Linked DNA regions of Homo sapiens: region 1 is linked to region 2. A link is a contact called in ENCODE Hi-C data. All regions are on one chromosome and are shown on one strand. Each heading gives the region's core, a stretch centred on a gene start or an enhancer-like site at or near the end of the contact. The rest is flanking DNA. Distances are from core to core; before and after follow the strand shown.

Region 1 (2,700 bases), core at 49-2,548, 480 kb before region 2:
GACTGGCTTTGCCCTTGGCCTCATCGCGGTGGCCAGAGAGTGGAGGTGTTGTGTTCATCTCAGACTGAGCCTGAGCAGTGTGATTATTCATTTACAGGAGGAAAGGGAGGTGTGTTGAGCAGGCAAAAGGGTTTTAAAGCCCCTGGAGACATTCCAAATATACCAAATGATAACTTGATTTTTGGCAATATGCTTCTGTCACAATGTTAAATATTCATCTCACTCCCAAGTGCCCCGTGTCTTTCATAATCTAAATCTACGATTGGTACCTCAATTATTATTTTTTGTTCTTAATTACAATCAATATTACTTGAGGCTTCCTCATGATTGCTTTATTTCTTTTTTATTTGTTCAACCTCAGTACAGTTTAATATTTATTGCAGATATTGGGACTGGCTCACTCAGCATCTCTTCCAAACGCTTTTCAGAATTTCTCACACCACTGCAGAGTCGGGAAAGCAAACACTTTATTTTCCAGACTCCTTGCTCCTAGATTCTAGATGTGCTTTAGGCTCTGCCAAACAGTAGCACTGGTGGGAGACTTGAATTTGGAATTGAGTTCGGTAGGGAGACAGGCAGCTCTTGAGCTATTCATTTTGTGGGGAAAGATTGTGGCACACATGGTATGGTTCTGGAGCCAGCAATTGTGGCAGAGGCTGCCCAATTTAGCAGATGGCTCCTGGATCATGGCAAGAGAAGCAGTTTCACTGGTGGCCAAGTTCTACATTGTGGTTTTGCGATTTGTTTCTGGAAGCTCAGTCTAGTGTATTTTTTAAGCCTTCCCAATGATTATGTAAGTCATGTAATAGCCTGCAATAAATCCTTTTCTGATTAAATAGCTTAGTGATTCTGTGCTCTGCCATTGAACCCTGACACAACATAGAAATTAGTTTTTAAAATGTCATTGATCTTTTTGATTGTGTTATTTTTCTTTTTCTTATTTATAATTGCATGGATACAAAACATGAAATGAGGTTGGCATTATTTATTGCTTTGATGAGCAGGTGAATTAGATGATCACAGTTGCTAACTGATGCTTGGTTAGTTAGACCCATAGGAAACACCTGCTGTGGTTCAACAAGCTGAGGCTGGAGGTCTTCCATTGGCCCCTATAGGTCCACTCCTCACCCTTCTCTATCCTGCTCTGTGCCCTGGGACTGCCTAGCAGGAATGGCTTTCTGTGTTCCCTGGCTTTGCCCATGGGGAGACTTGATTTATGCTGGTTGCCCGTCCCTCCAACCCCAAGTCTTTAGGTTACCATTTACTTTCTCTTTCAAAAGTGTCCTAGTTGATGTAATCCTCCTTTCTGCTTAGAGTTTGTACTCTCTAAACAATGAACACTTATTAATTCCTTACTATACAGTTCCTCTGTTTTGCCAACTGAGAATGTATAGTCCAAAACTCACGAGCAGAATGGCCACTCTGGTGCTGTAGCAGTCTGCTTTTGCCCCTGGAGTTTGGTGAGGTCCGGGGTCTTATCTCACAACTACAAAATAGGCACACAGACATGGAGGGTGAGTAGGGCAGAGTAAAATTTATTAAGCAAAAGGAAAGCTCTCAGCGAAGAGAGGGGTCCTGAAAGCAGGTTGCCAGTAAGGTGTCTGTGTTCTGTGTCTTTTATGTGGCAGAAGCCAGGAAGTCTTCTGTGGGTTTTGCCCACATGGGAGGGATAAAATTCCCTCCTGGGGTACTATATCTACGCATGCCTAAGGTTGACCAAAGTGACTCCAACTGGTTGAATGCCTAAGTGAAACCCATGGTGGGAGGTGCCTAAAACCACAACGCTAATGTTATGTTAATGGCATTATAGTGAGCTGGGTCAAATTAAGGACATTTAGGTTGATTTGTTGCACCTGTGCCTAAGTTGAGACCGTCCCTGCTGAGCAACATCCTGGCATAAGGGCAAGTTCTTAACCACATTTCTTCCTGTTAGCTGCAGAGGCGGGGTAGGTGCTGTCCTGCAGTTGTTCCTGTGAACATTGTTCCTTTCTGTCCCTTCTCCCTAGACCCTCCATCTCTATCTGCCTATCCAGCCCCTAACTCCTCTCTCAGTGCTTTCCCTCCAGTACATACCCATATTTTAATTTTCAAGTGTGCAATTTTCACATGTATAATTCGTTAAGAAAGAATGCAAGGGAACGATTCAGATAGTCATCAACAAACTGCAGCTGAGTCCAGACTCTGTCTACCTTTCTTCCCTCTTCTGTTTGCATCATCTCCAATAGTTTTTCTAGGATCCAAAACTGATACTGATGCTGCCCAGTTTTTAGTGCTGGCCCTTTGAGGTTCACTGATTCTCCTACATTTTCTGGCTAACGTGTGGAAAATCTGCTTTGTTCCTAGTACAACAGTGATAAAATAATTTTTTATTCCCCTAAATTCCCAAAAGTAGCTTATACTTGCCATGAAGTTTAGGCTATATCTCGATCTCTATCTTTCCATTTATCTATCCATCCATCCGTCTATCCACACATACATATATGTGTCTATTTATCTCTCAAGATTTACAGTATCAGAATTTTTCAGAGTGTGGCTCAGGAATCTTTTTTCTGTTAAGCAAGTTTCTTAAGCATTGTGATGTATTTTTTTGCTTCAATTTACTTATTGCATCTGTTAATAAATTACTGCTTACAAAAACAGTAAAGAAAAAAAAGAATTAAAAACACCTTAATGGCTGAGTGTGTCTGTAATCCCAGCACT
Region 2 (2,700 bases), core at 183-2,682:
TAAACTTAGGGGATTTGAGTTGATTTTATCAAGGAATTTTTTTCTAAGGTAAAGGTAATTTTTGGTTGGGAGAAGCTATTAAATCCACGAAATCATATTGTGAGAAAGTTCTTTTCAACTTCCCTGTACTCATCATACTGTCTAGAGAAAGTCTCCATTTAGTGTATTCAACATATCTTTAACACTTAACATAAGGAGAAAAAGATTTAGGCTCAGTGCCGTGGTAGGTTCATGTTCCTAGCTAGAATTCAATAATATTTTATTGTTTTTACCATTACTTCTCTTCCTGGATATCATTTATTATGACAGAGGATACTGGTTTTCCACTTGAAGTCATTATCTGAAAGTTTAATCTAAAGAAAGTTTATTTAAGTAAAACAAGCACCATTTGAAAGAAAAACACCCAGAAAGGGATAATAGAGGTGGTTTAAGGATACAGTATGTAAATGGGAACCACTATATTAAGAAGACTGTGGGTTGTTATCCTGGCACTTACACTAATGAGACTTCAAATTCAAAAAGAAAATTGTTATTTCGAATTTGACCTTCAGGCTGGCTTTCAGGTTTCAAACATAGTATCTTGAGCCTTAGTGAGTTATACACTGATTTGTAAAAAACAAAACAACAAACCAAAACCAAGCAGGGTGGAGGGGTGGGGTGGAGGGTGGGGGGATGGGAGTGGGCAGGAATGAAAGGAGATTGTGATCAAGATTTCTAGAGTAACATTTTTTAAGATGAAAACTTGAATTAAATGTATGGTAAGTGATACTTTCTAATGACAAGGGGACAAATAAGAAGACACAACTCTCCATTACTAAGAGCAATTAAAGTGCAAATAATTCCTTCTGAGAATCATGATTATTTACATGCTGGATACAAATTATCCTTCTGCATAGAATCTCACAGGCATTTGGATTTAAGAAAATCTAGTTTTATTAGTCCTAGGATCAGGATTTCTCTACTGAACTATTTCTGTTAACTGTTTTTCTAACTTCATATGCATCTGAAGTATACTCACTGAAGCTTCCTTAGACAAACATAGCAATGGTAGATTTTGACTATGAATTACAGACTATTTCATGTCCATTATCATTCATTTAGTAACGAGCATCATAAGTTCAGTATATAGACTTACAGCTGTAATGTAAGTTAATTTCTAAATGGAAAATAGTCATAGTATATACTGCGTAGAGCTTGGAGCAAATCTTACAGCTTACTGTTTTGGAAGATGTGAAAGTTTCTTGTAAAGTCAAGTAAATGATAATCAAAGTGGGAAGCAACATCCTCCTTTGAAGGGTGATGCTTCAGTGTGAAGAGGTTATAAACTGGGGTAAACAACAACAGCTCTTAGGCAACAAAGGAGGATTTACCTCGATTCTTCTCTGTTGGCCATTGCTCCTACCGGGACCTGGCAGTCAACGGAGTGAACAAACACATCACGAATATTACTGGATTTCAGAGTCTATTAGGAGCCAACAAGCTGATTCAATCCTTACTAAAAACCCACAGTTCCAAAGATTCAAAGCCAAGATCACTGAATTACTAACTCATTAAAAACGGAAATAAAAATTGAATCAGCCAAAGCAACTCAGAACAAAGATGAAAAACAAGTTAACCATGGTGGGGAGGGTAGGGGGAGAGTGGGGGTTGAGGGCAGAAGGGGCGAGCTGCTTTCAGCATCAAGTTCTTTCTACAAAAGGACCTGAGCTGAAATGAAACAGTTTGCCAGAGGCTTCTAGAGATAAAGGTGGACTCCCGCAGAAAATGTTCCAGATCCTGGGAAGACAACAGCGCAAATTAGATAAGAGTGTATCCTTGTTTAATAGTTGGCATTAGATGCTGCAAAATATAACCTTGAGGTAAATAGCAAAGACATGGCTTTCCTTCTTTCTCTTAATACTGACTGCTTAAAAAATTTTGCCCAGTCATTGTTTCCTGTCCGATTACCATAAAGTCTTTCTGTGATGCTTTCCTCATTGAAAGGCCATGAGTTCAGGCAAGACTTTTAAGTGTCTAGGGGTTGAAGATAGGATCCTAACCCACAGAGCTCAAGGCACTTTGTCTCTTTCCACCTATAGCCTGTCTACCTGTCTCTCTCAGGAACCTAGGAGGGATTCTCAGAGGGCCACCCTGGGGAGATAGCCACACTCAGTTTACTAGGTTTACTGTGTTCTCTGCAGCTTTGGGCTCAGAGGGTCAACTACTCGCTCTACCTGCAAATCAAACACAGAAGAGTTCCTGTCCTCAGCAGGACTCACCTTAGCTCTCCTCCAAGGACAAGTGTATCCATAACTGGTATGGATACACTTGCATTTAACAAGGATATTTGTATTATTTGGCTACATGCCTATGACTTCAAGTTTTATGTTAGGTGTCCTTGTCACTTAAACTCTGGGGCTTTGTCCAGATATAACTGTGTTCTTCCAATGAAACAAATTTAGATCTCTTTGCACTTTTGGGTTTTCCCCCAGCTCACTGTGTGATTTTAGCTTAATCACTTAATTCTCCCACTCTTCCATTTCCCATCTATCATGTGCAATGTTATGACCAATAATTAGTGAATGGCAATAACTTGAACTTACAAAAGGCCTTCCTTCCAGGAAACTCACAATACTTCATGAGGGCTAGTTGGTATCCTTCACAAAACCCCAGTGAGAAACGTTTTGCTTTTTATACTGTTTTTCTACTTGGTTCTATTTT

What was found. A loop is a pair of places that touch in the nucleus more often than their neighbours do. Pooled maps may share reads with other maps.
Region 1: a loop to region 2 is called in a pooled map of gastrocnemius medialis, with 2.8 times the contacts of the local background. The contact joins two enhancer-like sites. A Hi-C loop is called at or near these places in 2 of 168 maps with a recorded cell type or tissue (CD4-positive, alpha-beta memory T cell and naive thymus-derived CD4-positive, alpha-beta T cell) and 7 of 50 pooled maps.

Annotation. Positions count from the first base shown.
Region 1 is chr5:96,815,674-96,818,373 of GRCh38, reverse strand. It overlaps LOC124901033 (a long non-coding RNA gene), which reads right to left. Exons shown (of 3, transcript XR_007058879.1): 3 at 1,516-2,700. It also overlaps a transcript of ERAP1 not described here. Among named protein-coding and RNA genes, the nearest start is that of ERAP1, 9.1 kb to the right of the region's middle. RefSeq lists an enhancer at 1,320-1,459. Within about 2 kb of position 1,298, at least 5 of the 41 ENCODE cell types and tissues checked have a DNase peak (open chromatin) inside an H3K27ac peak, as active enhancers do.
Region 2 is chr5:96,339,298-96,341,997 of GRCh38, reverse strand. The region is part of intron 3 of LOC101929710 (a long non-coding RNA gene); the gene reads right to left. The region is part of intron 1 of LOC107986365 (a long non-coding RNA gene); the gene reads right to left. It also overlaps a transcript of CAST not described here. Among named protein-coding and RNA genes, the nearest start is that of PCSK1, 93 kb to the left of the region's middle. Within about 2 kb of position 1,432, at least 3 of the 41 ENCODE cell types and tissues checked have a DNase peak (open chromatin) inside an H3K27ac peak, as active enhancers do.